Regions from separate parts of the Mus musculus genome. Here region 1 is linked to region 2. Evidence: chromatin loops called from intact Hi-C (ENCODE). Cell type or tissue: left cerebral cortex. All regions are shown on one strand. Each heading gives the region's core, and the rest is flanking DNA. Links, peaks and the distances in the headings are about the cores only. Region 1 holds the start of Cldn12 (claudin 12). Region 2 holds the start of Steap2 (six transmembrane epithelial antigen of prostate 2).

What was found. Hi-C counts contacts between places; a loop is a spot of excess contacts. Peaks named below come from ENCODE experiments on the same cell type or tissue, not always from the same donor. Only the 100,000 strongest peaks of a DNase experiment are listed, where the experiment ranks them.
Region 1: a loop joins it to region 2, with 2.2 times the contacts of the local background. A loop is called at or near these places in 2 of 42 quality-filtered maps.

The regions. Positions count from the first base shown.
Region 1 is chr5:5,507,181-5,515,512 of GRCm38, forward strand. Cldn12 (claudin 12) reads right to left here and starts at 7,796. Exons shown (of 4, transcript NM_022890.2): 1 at 7,585-7,796; 2 at 5,982-6,071; 3 at 3,891-3,942; 4 at 1-1,274. The coding sequence starts at 1,245. The coding sequence ends at 511. In left cerebral cortex, for the core only: CTCF peaks have their summits at 840 (motif pointing right) and 3,994 (motif pointing left); DNase peaks (open chromatin) are centred at 860, 3,410, 4,006, 7,291 and 1 more place; H3K4me3 peaks cover 2,745 bases; H3K27ac peaks cover 2,163 bases.
Region 2 is chr5:5,690,240-5,698,571 of GRCm38, forward strand. Steap2 (six transmembrane epithelial antigen of prostate 2) reads right to left here and starts at 3,850. Exons shown (of 6, transcript NM_001103156.2): 1 at 3,719-3,850. All of the region lies in intron 1 of Gm40262 (a long non-coding RNA gene), which reads left to right. In left cerebral cortex, for the core only: no CTCF peak of the experiment used is centred there; DNase peaks (open chromatin) are centred at 3,377, 3,507, 3,864 and 4,178; H3K4me3 peaks cover 1,376 bases; H3K27ac peaks cover 771 bases.

The DNA of each region.
Region 1 (8,332 bases), core at 32-8,031, 180 kb before region 2:
AATCTTCAGTATACTGATGCCTATTCAATTAGTCCCCAGAGAGAATGAAATTATACCTTCAAGCTGGAAGAGTTCTGGAGACAGACAAACTCCTAGCCTCATCCGACTGAAACGTCTTAAGTTTGAAACTGCCCCTTCCACCTTTCAATCATCGGAGTCAATGCACAATCTGAAATACGGGTGAAGATCAAACAGCATTGTTCAATATGCTGTCTTCACTGCCTCCAGTGTTATCATGGGTCCTTTCACATAAGCTATTGATCAGACATCAACAAGGAGGCTAGAGACCCTTCTAGTCTCAGAAGCAAGATAAAAGGAATGGTTCACATTTAGAAGAATGTAATATGTACCTCATAAAATCTAGCAGCATTTCATTCTACCAAGATATACAAATTTGGCTCCACTGACTGATAAGGAACATAGGAAAAATGTACACAGGTCCAAAAAGGCTCATTATGCAGGGGGCTGTGAGGCTACAAGACATCCTTTGAACAGTTAATTGTATCTCTGTTAAGTGCTGTGTGAGACTACTGGAATGTCGATTTCAATGGCAGAGAGGCGGGACCGTGATGAATAGGGCTGTGAGTAAGTGTGCATCCCGGGAGCGTGAGAGTACAGCGGTTGCCAGAAAGGAGAGGACAAAGACTTGCATGCACAATACCAAACGAACAGCAGGAGAGCAGTCATAAACAGACCCCCTGAGCTAGCAATAGTGACAAATACTGCATAGTCAAAGGTAAAGACCGGCTCAAACTTCCTGTTGAGATGGCTGTTATAAAAGATGGCCCAGATGGACGGAGAGAGGCTCACGGTACCTGCCAGAAAAAACAGGAGTCCGGCCACCAGGTGGCAGCCTGCACTATTGACCAGACACTTGGCCAGTTTGATGTTAGGCACGGAAGAATTGAAGGCCGTGTTACACATTCCAATCAGGCAGAGTAGCAAGGCACCCATTGCGATCACGATGCTGAGAGGCAGGGCAAACTGGAGGACACGCAGGTCCAGCTGGTCAACCGACAGGTACCACGTACGGTCGTACATCAGGCAGTCACTGCTTCCATCATACCGGGCACACTTCACCCACAGGCCCGTGTAAATCGTCAGGTTCTTCTCGTTTCTGTTGAATGTGATCAGCCGCAGTTTCCTCCAGTTAGGAAGCAGAGTCCCCGCAAAGAGGCCTGCGACAGAGGCAATACCACACAGGAAGGACAGGACGGTGGCTGCGTGGACATCTCGGCAGCCCATGGCAGGAGGGCTTGAGCTGTATGGTCAGTCTGGGGGATGACACACACAGGGCAAATCAGGCACCATGGGAGAGCACAGCTAGAGTTGCCACCAACTGGCAGCACATTTAGAGATGAAATGCTAGTGCAGGAGGGAGCTAGCTAGTGCAATCCTAGCACTTCTGTGGCTAAGGCACCAGGACTGCAGCATGTCTGAGGGCAGCCTGGTCTCTAAATTGAGTTCTAGACTAGACCCTGCCAACCACCTACCCATCCTATCAGAAAGAAAGAAAGGTGGGGGAGGGAGGGAGGGAGGGAGGGAGGGAGGGAGGGAGGGAGGGAGGGAAGGAAGGAAGGAAGGAGATGGAAACTCCAGTCTCCTGTCTGTACAATATGAATGTACATTATTAACACATATGTCCCAGATCAAGTGCACACATGTGCTTTGTCATCTCTTTGTCACACAGCAACTAAAATCTTCAGCCATTGTTATTTTTCTTCATAATTAAAGAGAGTAACATCACACCTAAAATTTAAAAGTGGTTGTCAATATTCACTCAGCATACATACACGGGCCACTTTGCATATCAGGTTTTCAATGAAAAAAATAAATCACAAATTATTCAAACTGTAGCAAGCAAGGGCTAGGACACTCAATATCTAACAGCTACAGGCTCTACGACCTCAGCCTCAGCATAAGTGCTCTAACAAATGCAAAGTGAGCCCCAAGCAGCAGGTGAGTAAGCTGTCTGGAGAAGCATGGCAGGACAGCAGGACGGACGTTCAGAGCTGCCTCGTGACCTGGCTGACAGACAGACATTCCCTGTGCCTTCACTCCTCATCTGCAAACTGGGTAAGAAAGTAGAGCCTACCTCACAGGGCTTTTTTCTCATGCATCCAATGAGTTAATGCAATGGCACGTGCTTAGAACACGCCTGAAGCACTGTGTAAAGGGAACGCTGGGTGTGAGCACGAGCGGCTGCCTTTTCTGCTTGACCAGAGCTTAGTACCTGGCACACTACAGTGGCTTAAGCAGCATTTACTGAGCAAATGCTACTTGAGAAAAAGCAAACTCGTCTCGCTACTTTCTGGCACACCAGGAAGTTATTAGAAATGAAATGGGCCCATCTCCAGTCGATCAGAAGAGAATAAAAGGTCCTGGAATTTCTTCTTACCTATCTTCTGGATGATTTAATTAGACTCAAGTGCTTTTCAGGGAAATCTCCAAGACTTGGTATTTATAAAGCTATTAACGTTAGCATAAGATACACGCAGATTCTGAAGTAGAACCCCTTCAGAACCCCTTACCATTGTAATAGAAACAGCACACGGCCTTTCTCTCTTCTCAAATTACAAGGCTGCATGCTCTTCCCATCTATGACTATGTAAAGCAGCATCTGACTCAGATTTAATTTTCTCCAGTTTCCCATGCACCTCAAAGCACTACTTAAACATTATTTTCCACCATGAGGCAACAGAGCAGACAACTTTTAGGGGTACATTTACTTTGTTGTTATTCAAAGCAAGATGAAGGGGTAGAGTTGAGTGACTTTTAAACGAATACAATATCATGATGTTCACAGAATCCATCCTCTTTTCCAGAATCAAGTATTGTCTACTGAGATGGTACAGGAACACTCCCGGGAAGTCGGGGTCAGAAAGATAATCATGGCGAAATGCTAAGAGACTAGCACATGTTTCAGCAAGCAAACATAGTGTTCTGTAGGAAACAGTGTCGTGTTAGACAGCCACACAAACCAGGGATAGTGTTACCAACAAAAACTCTATGCCTGTGTATTCAAATAATACATCATTAAGTGTATACTATCAAAGTAGAGTTTGGCCATAAATGGCCTTAAGTTAGGTTTTTCAAATTAACCACGGGTAGTTCTAAGTTTTCCCACAGTATTAGCTACTACTGATTATGTTGCCTTCTGTCGGTATCAAAAGTTGTAACTGTTCCAGAAAATTTTCAGAATTAAATTGCAAAAAATATAGGTTAGTTTTCATGCAAATTAGAAAAAAAATCCACCCTTCTTGCTTAATTTTAGCAACGACGACTTTGGCTCAGAGCCAGCACCTTGGTGCAGGTTTGAGAAGACTTGTGTTGGAAGTCTTAATGATGCCAAGCCCCACCGCTCAGCTCCAGCTCTTTTTTGACCCGTTTCCCCCACATATGATGAGCAATTTGCATAGCACCTGGCACACAAATCATTTTAGGATTATATGAATGAGAAGTGGGCCGTGTACCGCAAGGCCATACAATGTATTCACAAATGTGGGCTAGACAAAGAAACAGCTATGACTAAGGAGTCAGTCATGCATCAAGTATCTGTGGCATGCGATGCATGTGGAAAATGTCCCGAAAGGACACTGGTCTAGTGTGTTAATAAAAGTATGCTGTTTCATGCAAATACAAAATACTGACGGTTAACCAACTGTATGATTACCATGTATTAAGTGATCACTGTTATTCCATTAAGCGACATAAGGCAGTAAACCATTTATTAAGAAGTTACTGCCCTGGGTTAGGTAAAGTCAGAGCGGTAAGGAAAGGGTTTTTCCTGTTTCTTTTAAAGCTTCAAGCTTCCATCAGCAAATACTCTCAAACTCTCAGCTCAATCACAATTTCATTCTTGATTCCAGAGATGGGGAACAAATACTCACAATTTCAAGGTAATCAGCGTTTCTCCAAGCAGCCTGTCTGCGCCTCTGATCCCTGCAGCCCAAAGGCAGCGAGAAGCACAGTCAGAACATCCAGCCTTGTTAGTTACTCTCCTGCCGCCCTCAGCTGACAGACACCAGACAGCATCAATGGACGTGGGCAGACCAAGCACTTACTTCAGTGCTAAGTGTATTTATACCTTCCTTCAAGTTGATGTTATATTTTATATCACTTCTCTGAACTTGGTATGGTGGCATATGCTTAATTAAACTCTCAAGGACTAACAGTTTTATAGAGTCATCAGAGATACCATGAATTGTGTTTCAGAAAAAGAACATTAATGGCCTCAAGATTCAGGTTCAACCCTAGTGCTGGAATTCATGTTTAGCATCTTGTAACCGCCTTTGGTCATTTCACTTTTTATCCTGTTATTAACTCTATACATCTATAATTTGATAGTAAGTCTCATCCCACTGGTGACATAATGTCTCAAAGGGTGATAGAGGGAATAATAGGAAATGATCTATTTAGTGCTAAAACTAAAAAATATTGCTGACTTGCAGATTAAGACTTGATCAAATTTGAGACACTTGTGCTATGCTGATGAATTCTGTGTCCAGAGCAGTATTTTTGTGATCTGTCACTTCACTTGTTTCCACACAATAGTTTCCCACTTCCTGAATAATTAGGTCTCTAAAAACGTCCAATCTCCCTGAGGCGCACACCCTTTGGCTTCCGCCATGCTCAGCCTCGTTCTATGCCACTCTTACCTTATACAGCTGTCTATGTAACCACACTGTTTAACCTTTCCAAACTTTCCATTTAACCTTTCCAGGTTTTCCACTTTTTAATTTAATAGCTACGTCACATGGTATAGTCTCCCAAACTATTATTTTTAAATACTTATTTTTATGTGAGTGCATGTGTGTCTATGCATCGCATGCATGCAATGTCTGAGGTCAGAAGATGATGCCAGATCCGCTGAAACTGGAGTTGGCTGTTAGCTACCACGTGGGTGCTGGGAACCAAACCAGGTCCTCTGAAAGAGCATCAAGTGCTCTAAACTGCTAAGCCAGCTCTCCAAGCCTTAAGGACTTCCTCAGCCCCACCATATTCTTTAACTGACATCCAGTCATGTTGCTGGGAGACCTACTAACCCCTCCCTTTCTGGTCACAGCCGTCCTCCATCCCCAGCTGCATGACGTGAACAGCGGGGTTTTACGTTTTCTTTGGTAGCAGTGAAAATGCTTACAATTCCTTGTTTAGATATTCCTTCCCAACAGACTGTGAATTTCAGGGCAGAGATCCCTGTGTTTGATTTGTTGAGTTTCCTACTGACACACAGACAGTACTCCATTACTTACTGACTGAAGGAGTCAATACATAGCTGGTCCATATGAGTCTAGCTAGGGTACAGAGGAAATTATAAATTTGCTTTAGTGGAAGTTGAATTCATTTCATTTGGGACAGGTCCCCACACCCTCGCCTCTGAAACACTCAGGCTGATTCTCGATTATGTGTCTGTTTCTGCTACTTACTGGCAAACAGTCTCTCCAATTTTGTAAAATGAAAGAAAGATTTTTCTAGCAATAATGACAGAACTTTTGTTTTGGTGTGGTTACTGACCAAATCAAATATTCTGTTCTAAAACAGTGACTCCACATTTGTCATCTGTTCCAGAGTGACTTTCAGAGAAGAAAACTTAGTCTATCAATGTTATCGATGGTATCATTTTGAATAAAAATACTTTCAAAAGATTATTTTTTCTGGCTTTGAAGAGAGTTCAAAGAAAGCTGATGCAGAAATAGTGGCTAAGAGCTTTTGGAATTCTCAAAACCATTATAGTTTTTTCAGAGACAATTCCAAGGAATCACTACAAAAGAATGTATGTCTCATGGCCACTAAATTAATTTTTGATGCTAACAGTGGCTATCCCTTCTACCTATAATTTGGGTCTTCTTGGAAACTGTAACCATCAATCACTGTACCCACAAAGGTTCTACACTTTTATTTTGCTGAAGAAGAGAAGAACAGCAGCGTTCCTGACTGAGACAGCAGAAACATTATATAACCAGGGACAGGGGCATACTCACCCTTTCCCTGTGCCTGATCCTCCAAAGTCAGCTTAGTGAACTCAGATGCAACAGGAGCACATCTGCACACAAAGCAGAGATAATCTGGACCTACCAAAGTAGAAAAATGCTCCAAATTACTACAGTCCTTCCTTCGCAACTCTATTTTAACTCACATATAACTGGGGGGGGGGGGGGGGCAGTAATTGTCTAGACTTAATAATAAAATGCTACAGCCAAACAGGCAAGCAATAAGTTTTTCAAAAAGGCAGTTTAAGGTTAGGGGTGTAGCTCAGCTACAATGCTTGCCCATCATGTAGAAGGCCCAAAGTTCAAACGCCAGCACCACGACAAAGCAAAAACAAAAACACAACAACAACAAAAAAAATAGCACAGGCAATTTATTCTTATATTCACTATTAGATATGAGCCTCAAAGGAAAATAACTCTTATTTTGTGATTTGAAAGTTCGGGATAATTAAGGCTAAAATTAAAAATCACAAATCACTTTACTGGGTTAGAAATCTAAGAAAAAAATTAATAGATTTATTTTTCAAGATCTAGTTCCTGCCTACCGTGTCATAAGGAGCACGGTGAAAGAAAGCACCATGCAGTTGCCTTGGAATGAAAAGAAATGCACTGTTTTCTAAAATGTTTAAAAGACGGTATTTACCATAAAACCAGACAAAACTAATCTGCTCTGTACAACCTAAAATTTGCAACTAGTATGTCCTTTTTAGTTTATGTTGTGTGGTATCTATCGTCCTTGGCTCAACCTGCCATTTGGTATGTTTTCATATCTCTAAAGAGGAGTGACTTCCTGTTGGAATACTAGTTAACTCAAACAGGTAGGATGAGTGAAAAACTCATAAACGCCTGGCAGCTTCCTGGATCCAGGCGTTTATCGCTGGCCCTATTACAGTAATTATGCAGGATGTGGCCTGGGTGCTGATTTCCATCGAGGTTCCCCACCTCCCATCTACGATTCTTGAGTTGTTATCAATCAAGATTGTTGCTTCGAAGTCAGAAGGGCTCGTTTTACAATCAATGACCCCAATCGGACCCCTGGGCAACCTTTGCCATGAGGTCACCTGGCATAGCAGTTCTGCAGTGAAGACTAGCCCCTTCGCAGAGCAGGGCAGTGTCGAGGGACAGCAGCAGCCAGATCGGCACGTCCGGGTGGGAGCCGCGTCCTCAGGAGACCCCGAGCGGCCGAGCCTGGCAAAGGGGGGGCGGCTGCGCCCAGCCAATGGCGTGAGCCCTCCCCGGGCGCACGCTCGCCGCTCGCCCACCCCTGCCCGGTGCGTGGGGAGAGCGAGCAGGTCAGCGTTACACAACCAGCGCCGTCAGCCGCTGGGTCCAAAATAGCAGCCAGCTCGCAGCTCGCAGCTCGCACCCCCGCCCGCCCCCAGCCCTCGGCTGCCCCGGCAACGCGGCTCCACACTCCTCGGAGGGGACGAAAACGTTGTAAACGCGGTACCAAATACCTCCTCGGCCACTTTTCCACGTCCACCCATGTGGGCAACCTTTCAAATGCCGACTCGCCGCCGCTTCGCCGTTTCACGCAACACCTTCAACTACTTGCAAAAGACTCGGAAACGGGAGCGTCCCTGACCACACCTACCGGCTCCTCACGGCTCGGGCATCCCGCTCACCCACTCCGAGCCGCGGCTCCTTGGTCTCCCTCCGCTGCCGCGGAAGTGCGTTCTGGCGAAGCCGCCCCGGAGGCTTCAGGGAACCAGTCAGGCTCTCCCCTGGCTCCGCTCGGGAATACCTTGGCTGCCGGGAACTACAGTTCCTAGCATCCATCGGGCCGCTGGCCGCGGGCCAATTCCTGAGACCACCTCCTTCTTCCGGGTCCCGCCTCCCTCGTTTCCTCTTGCACCTTATTAGGGATAGGTTTACGGCTTGCTTTAGAATGCTCTCAATCACACGCATGAGGGACAAATTTGAGATTCGTTTGGTTACTCAATCAAAAGTTGTTCATTAAGTGCAAAAAAAAAAAAAAAAAGGTCTAACTCCATAGCCACACAAATTTACAAGGGGCACTTTGCTTGTTACTTCTGGGGTTAACTATAGGCAAAAGATACCCTACTGCAGCAAAATTCCATACATAAAACTAATTATTAAGTATTCTAATTTGACTCTTCTACACATCAGCTATCCTCTCTCGTCTTCTCTGATATGTGCATCCTGTGCAGATAAATATGTCAAAGGACTCATACACAGTATTTAAGTTAAAAAGAGCAAAAATGATGCCTGTGAATTCCAGTTGATTCCATCGCACTATATACATACACACAAATAGAGAAACAAAAACTGTCGATGTTGACAACTCTTTTCTTTAATTATCTTTTTTTTTTCTTATTCAC
Region 2 (8,332 bases), core at 5-8,004:
GAAACTGTAAGCAAGCCCCCAATTACATGCTTTCTTTTTTTAAGAGTTGCCTTGGCCACGATGACTCCTCACAGCAATACAGCAGTGACTAAGATAGCCCCTAAGATTATTTTTTTTCAGTTTAGGATTCCTTGACATTCCTCTAGCACATTGGCAGCAGTTGGGCTAAATTGATTTTGGAAAAAGAAAAAAGAAGAAAAAAAAAAAACAGAGCCTAATTTATATTGCATGGAAACATCTAGGACATCAGTTGTTGGATGACCGCAATTCAGAAAAGAGCTATCCTCAGAGATTCTCATGACTTTCACAATCTGATGACTGCTATCGAGCAAATCAAATCCTGCAGAGCCATGAGGCAGGTTACTGTATTCTTCACAAGCTCATATCCAAACCTCCTTAACGTACTCTGAAACTCTAACAACCTCTCCCTATAGCCTCTCTGCTCTCTACTGACTTCTAGATTATCCCTTTTCACTGGAGATGTTGTTCTCTGTCCCTCAGCACGTGTCAACAATCTCAAGACTTCACCATTCCAGGAGATAAACCTTTTTTTTGGAGCCAGGGTTTCCCTGTGTAGCCTTGGCTGTCCTGGAACTTGCTCTGTAGACCTGGGCAGCCTCAAACTCAGAGAGCTGACTACCTCTGCCTCCCAAGTGCTGGGATTACAGGTACCACTTCTGCCTGGTAGCGTTAAGCATCTTAACCTCGGGGTCTCTTGTTTTCATGATTTGTTCATCAAAAGCAACGAATCTCTGCCTCCAGGCATTCACTTTCTGGGCACATCCAGTACCTTCCTGATAACCTCAGCTTAAACCTTCACAGTGATGTCTAAGAGGCAAAACAACTTTTGTTTATGGATCTCTCATTCCATTCCTGGATTCTCTTTAAACCCAGCCTGTGGACACTGAGAGTAATTTCATTGAAAAGATTCTTACTTGCCACCACATACACTTAGTAAAACTCTAGAAGAACCCAGCTACCCATTTTCTCTGTATCTCCACTCAGCTCTCTGCAGAATGCTAATGAAAAACCAGACAAACATGTTTACTAATCTCATACATCCACGATAGCCGCCTTCACCCATCAAAAGCCACCCATCTTCCCAGTCTCCCCTGGAGACCACCCTTTCTGCCTTCTAAAGGCATCGGATCATAGCCTTTCTCATGACATCTCAAACCTAACAGGTTCAAAACTCAACTCTACCTGCAGTATCCCAGCTTCACCACTCCCTATCGGGTGCTCAAGCGATGACTCTGCAGTGGGGATTCAATCTCTATGCTTTGTTTGCCCTCACCAGGAAACCCCTGTTCTTTGGTTTCATAGTGTCTTGTAGCTCTCGCTGGTCTGGGACTTGCTATGTAGACCAGGCTGGCCTTGCCTCATAGAGATCTGCCTGCCTCTGCTGAGATCAAAGGTGGGTGCCATCAAACTCAGCCCTTTAAAGTACCTCTTATGCCTTCTCTGAGGACACCAGCACACCCAACTAGCCCAGGTGCTCTTATCTGTTCTCACATCAAACCTTCACCCCCAGTCCTCCCCCTCCCCAACTCTGAGATGAGGTCCCCTGTGCTGTTGAGGCTGGTCTCAAACTCCTGGGCTCAAGTGCCCCAGCCTCAGGACCTGGCACCTGAAGGGCAATATCGTCATGCCTCGCTTGCCAGTATCTTATCTTTACCTTTCAGTCTCTCTTCACTTTTTACCTATACCCACTCTCTACCTAAGAGCTGTGGTCCCCTTAAAACACAAATGGCATAAAATATTTCTCTTCCTTAAAAGTCAACGGCTTCTTCTCATACCTGACTGTGACCCAAAAGGTCCCAAATATGACAGCTTCTGCTCACCTCTCCAGCCTTATCCTGATGGCCCCATATTTCCTACTGCCCAGCCCCAGAATTCTTTTCAAGAAGTGGAAAAAACAGATCTCTTTTCCACCCGACTCTGCCTCCTACAGATGTGATTGATTCCAGCCTACTCACCAAGCATCTTCCAGCCCCTGTTAAGTTCCCGGGGAGTTGTTTTAAAGAAGTGCTTATTTGCTCTTGGACTGTTTACTTAAATCCTCAAAACACACACACACACACACACACACACACACACACACACACTCCTATCCACTCTGCCTGGCACATACCAACTATGTATGCAATGAATGTTCTTTGTCACTAAATGCATTTTTATAAACACCAAGGCCAAAGAAAATGTAATGAGGCTCTAGGCCAGATCTCTCTTTCCCATGGTTAAGATCCGTGGGCCCAAAAGGCCTCAGAGGATTTAAGTGGTGTGTCAATGTTATGTCTATGTCAATGTCTTGGTTACCTCAGAGTCATAGTTACAGGCTGAGCAAAGAGTAACTGCACCTCCAGATATTCTGCCTGCCTCTTTTCTCACAGGCCTAGCCTTTTGAGCTTTCGTTGCATCTTTACCCTTCTCTTTTTTCTGTATCATGTGTAATCATTTTAAAATTCTGCCTTTATCTGTGCTCTGTTCCAGTGCTAAAGTACAATTATGCTCATTCAATAGAAGAGCATTTTCCATAGTACCAGTACAATAAGAGTGATTTCATGAAGCTCCTCATTCCCATCTTTCACAATTAGCTAACTTATCACTGCTGAAACTGCCCCCCAGCCCCAGCCCCAGCCAGCCCACCCCGCCCAGACTAGCTGAGAGGCAGAAACCGCAGTGAATGCCACCATCTCAGGAGCATCTCCAGGCAGCCTGATAGCTGCCCCGGTGCAGCTAAACACTCTGGTTTTCCTATCTTACGTTTCCAAATAGGTTATCTTGAGGATGCGGGGGATGGAGGGGGGGGGGTGAGTACAGTGTCAAAGAAAACATCAACTCAGTAAATAAGTAATTAAAAAAACTATTAAAAGGGTGGTGGTAGGGTAGACTAGAGAGAAGAAGGTTGCAAGCAGTGGGGTGGTTAACTGGGGCTTTAGGTAATCAAGTACTGAGGGTTGAAGTGGGGGCAGGAGTCTGAATTTTATTTCACCTACAGTGATGGGCGATAATTAAATGTGGGTCAGAATAAGTTTTTCTACTTAAAAACAAACAAACAAACAAACAATCTGCCTGAAGAGTAAACACTGACACCAATCCTGCTTCACAGGATAGTGAAGATAATAAATGGAATTCTCCCCGACCACAGGAAAAATAAAATCTCTTTATCTCCCTATGTTATTTTCAGAACAAGATTTTTAGGGCATAATTTTCAACAAGTTTCAGCTGAGGCTGAACACGGGACGCAGAGGTAATTAAGGACACTGAAAGACCAGACCAATTACTTCTAAACGCAAAATGGCCTGAGCACACCCGGATTACATGACCGGGTTTATAAGCAAAGCCACTGCAGGCATTATTTACCTGTTTGGCAAGCAGTGCTGTACGACAGTGAAAAGTGCCGCATCAATCCAAAGTGGCTGGCAAAAGTAACCTGCGGGTCCTTTCCCTTTCGGGCACATCCGACCTGGGACAAGGTCTCTCCTGGCCTCCTTTCTGTTGGGCCCGGACCCGAGGACTTCCCAGAGCTCTGGGAAGACCGACGGGGATAAGGGGGCGGAATGCGTGCGACGGACGCCCTCCAGCACCCCTCCCACTCGCCCCCTGGCCAGCTCCAAGCCCCCCCCGGAATCCGGGAGGAAAGATGCGGCTCCCGCACAGCACCCGCTGCTCGGCGACCCCGGATCGGCCACCTCGGCGCTCTGGCCACCCGGCTCACCTCCACGCCCTCTTCTCCGAGCCACGCTCGCAGCGCAGCGCCGTGGCTCCCCCGCGCCGAGGGCCCGCCGAGCTCCCGGGCCTACGGAGTGCTCCTCCCGCCCAAGCTCCTCCTGCCCCCGAGCCGGACCGCGCCGCGCCGGGGAGGTGGAGCAGGAGGAGGCGCGCGGAGGCAGGGCTGGCGGTGACGCGCAGGGGGGCGCGGGTCGGTCGGGGCAGAGTGCGTGGGGACCCACCCGGCCGCGGTCCCCACGCCTGCGCGCGATCTTGCGGAGACCCCCCGTGGGAGCAGCCCTACGTGGATCCCGCCCGCGTTTACACTCCACTACCTCCGAGACGCTCGCCACGCCGCCCCGGACTTGGCTTTGATTAGTGCCCTCCTCCCTGTCCACCCCCCTTCTCCCTACTCTGTTCCACACAAACCTCGAAGAAAGTGCGCTTTTTTTCTCCCTTTCGGCTGCATCATGTCCTTGAAAGGGAATGATCAGAAATGCCCTTCCACGAACCGCATTTTAAAACTCCCTGGGACTGGAGGCCCTTCTCAGCCGTGGGCTGTAGGGGTTAGTCTGTGGACTCTGACCTTCCCTGTCGCCGGTGCCCCCGAGCTCTGTGCGGACTGGAAGGTGAAGCCGAGTCAGGAGACCAGCGTGCCTGCGGAGAGCTGCAGTGGCCTTGGAGCATCCAGGGTTCGCTGAGCTGTGTAAGGGCACCTTGCTTTCTCTAATCCCCCCCCCCCCCGATTTTGGATTAACAAGTAGATGGGGATCTTTTATTTACCTTTTTAGTCAAAAGTGTCAGTGGAGATTTTTTTTTAATATAAAACCAATTTGTCGAAAATTGTCAAATTTACTTCCCCCACCCTCAGACGTTAGTAAATTCTCATTTCAGCAAATTAGGTTTAAAAATTATCTTTCTTGGTGGTTTATTAACTAGACAAATCAGAACAAAAGCAGAAGAGGGTCTTAGATCGATCCTCAGGGCACTGCACTTTCCCCTTTGAAAGGCATACACAGATTAACCTCTGCAAGTTCAACCTGGGAAACATTCTTTGTTTGATCCTTGTGAAAAGCATCTCTTCCCCACCCCCAAATACATACAGCTGAGGTTTAAAGTTTAGGCACAAACTCCGCTGTTAGTGATGTATTAGGGGGAAAGACTGACAACTGGGAAATACTTTCCATTTTGGTAACGGGGAGAAAAAAAATCCTTACATTTTATATCAGTGTTTATTGTTTCACTTCAACTACTGTCAAATAGTGAAAACAGCAGGGTATTTCTAACACTTTTGGAGGACCAGTGGAGGAAACTGCTGTGTCCTTAGCATTTGGTGAGAAGATGTAGCTTTCCAATCACATAAACAAAAGCATTACATAAGGTCTAGCAAAGGTTATCACGTTTTTATTCTCAGTTGTACAAAGCCATAAGTTATTACAGAAAACAGGTAAGTTGTACATTTAAAATATCTTTAAAAGCTGTTGAGACATGGACTCTGTTTATTTAAAAAAAAAAATAGTATGCGAAACCATTTGCCTCCCAAAAGAATGAATGAGTCAACAATTTCCAGAAGGAGTATCTGCTTTTCATACTTGAACTGTTAAAATAAGCAAACATCCTCCATGGGTGGAAAATGCCAGGCTGGCCCAAAGTGCTCCAAAGATGGCTCCCGGTCCAGTTCATGAACCGGTGGCCATCTTTACCAGTGATTTCCAGTTACAGTTTCAAAGTATATAAAGTTGATTTCGCAAGCCTTTTTTCCAGGTCATGAAGCACTCTCTGAGAAGTGTCCTCAGTTCCCTGAAGTAATTTATTCCACTGAAGCACAGCAATAATTCATTAAATAAATCTCTAGTGGCCTAGAGGTGTTAACATAATTTCTCCTTTGAAGTTATTATACAAGTGGATAACTTTGAGATGATAGCGCCTAAAGGAACTTTAAGCACCTGGAGCTCTCTGGCTCTCATTCACCAAGAGCTTTGTGTCCTGGGTGTCAGGCACTCTTGAACAAAGCAGGACACAGAGTGACTACAAGTCTTTCAAAATTTATTGTTTGATGGGTGTCTTAGTTAGGGTTTTACTGCTGTGAACAGACACCATGACTAAGGCAAGACTTATAAAGGACAGCATTTAATTGGGGCTGGCTCTCAGGTTCAGCGGTTCAGTCCATTATCATCAAGGTGGGAGCAGGGGAGCATCTAGGCAGGCATGGTGCAGGAGGAGCTGAGAGTTCTACATCTTCATCTGAAGGCTTCTGACAGAACACGAACTTCTAGGCAGCTAGGATGAGGGTCTTAAGCCCATGCCCACAGTGACACACCTACTCCAACAAGGCCACACCTCCCTGATAGAGCCACTCCCTAGGCCAAGCATTTACAAACCATCACTGTGGGTGAAGACATTTTATTAAATAGGTGCAAATAAAATGTGCACAAGGCCTGTTACATGTAGTAGACTTTGGGTAAATCATAGGCAGTATCCTCACTCTAGAGAGCCATTGTGTACATTAATGTCTCAAGGCTCTATGACTATCTACACTAAAGACATTCACTTAGCCCACACTGCTGATGATCAAAGATGATTTTTTGAGAGTAAAGAGTCTTTGTGAACAGTGTATATTGATAGAATGACTTTTGTATGAAATTCTGTTTTTGTGAAATTAAACAATTCAGTAAACATAAAACTGAGTAACCTACCTACTTTTTACTTTTGAAAGCATATTTATATATTTCAAGATAACTGAAATAGATCGGTGATTTGAATGAGAATAGTCCCTCCTAGGCTCATATATCTGAATGCTTGGTCATTAGGAAGTGGTACTACTTGGGAGGGATTAGGGGGTGTGGTCTTGGAGTGGGTGTGGCCTTGTTGGAGGAAGTGTGTCACTGGAGGTGGGCTTTGGGGTTTAAATGATTAAACTAGGCCCTGTGTTTCTCTGTGCTGCCTGCTGATTCAGATGTAGAACTCTCAGCTCTTCCAACTCATGTTGGCCTTCATGACACCATTTTTCCCACCATGTTCAGACTAAACCTCTGAACTGTCAGCAAGGCTCAGTTAAATGATTCCCTATATAACAGGTGCTGTGGTCAAGGTGTCTTTTCATACTAATAGAACAATTGAATAAAACAAAGACCGAATATAAAACACTTATAAAGCAATTAAACAAAGCAAATGTGCATCTGTACAAAACATAGTTCATAGTTAACATTATTTCATGAACATCTTTTCATCAACATAATTCAGTCCCTGCCCACTTTAAGCCTGTCCCACAGTGTAGCCTTTGCTGTTCTGGGATGTGCTATGTAGACCAGGCTGGCTTTGAACTCTTCCAGAGTGCTGGGATCAAAGGCAAGTGCCACCACAGAGAGAGAGAAAATTATTAATGGTTATGTATTCCATAATATGATATATAGTAGTCTAACACAAAGCTTTAAGAAAATGAGTTTTCCAGCCAGGCATCATGGAGGCACATGCCTTTATTTTCAGAACTTGGGAGGCAGAGGCAGGCACACCTTTGTGAGTGCAAGGCCAGCCTGGTCTACATAGAGAGTTTTAGAACAGTCAATGGTACATAATGTGACACTTGTCTCAAAAAAAAAAAAAATCCAATTCCTTTTCTGTTATGAGTAATACTGCTTTAACAGCTTTACATACCTTACTTTTGGGATATTAAGTTAAAAGAACATTTCTTTAAGATATATTCCAAAGTGTGAATTTATTAAAAATGACTTTTATGGGGCTAGAGAGGTGACTCAGCAGTTTAAAGCAATGACTGCTCACCCAGAGGACACAGGTTCAACATCCCAAAACCCATGTGATACCTTACAACTGTGAGCCGCTTCAGTTCCAGGGTATTTGGCACCCTCTTTGGGCCTCCTAGGTATGTATGAGGTACATATACATGCATGCAAGCAAAACACCGATACATACACATTAAAAATAGCAAGATTCTTTACAATTATTTTTCTGATAGTATCCTATTTATCTGTATGAAAATTTAATTTTTTATGGAAAATATGAATATACGTTTGTCTCTCAAATTCAGCATCTAATCTGCAACAGATTTTATTATTTATATTGGTTTAAGTAGATTAGGAGCACACATGTTAGAATGTATGCAATTAAAAAGCATGCATGGGAAAGAGCACAGCTACTCAGAAGAATTTGGTTGAGTGGTTTTGTCATTAATCTAACATTTCTCTCCTAATATGCATCTCCTCTGTGGATTCTTTTCAATTACTTTTGTGGTAATAGAAAAATAAACAATGAGCTATAGCGATGTCTCTGCTGGAAGAGCAATTGATCCCCCTGAGAAGGACCCAGATTAGGTTCCCGACACCCACGGGTGGCTCACATCTGTCTACCTCCAGTTCCAGAGCATCTGGGCACCAATCAATGCACAGACGTATATGCAGGCAAACACTTATACACAGAAAATAGAATAACTTAAAGGAATTTAAATTATAACAATGCTTAGAAAAGTAAATATTTAGACCCCCAAATGTTGACCTAGGCCCCATGTCACATAAGGAAGCCAAAAACTGAACAGAGCCCTAGTGTAGAGATCTTTGGAATGTTCCAGTAGAAGAAGTCTTTCTGAATGTTCAAAAAGGAATAGGTC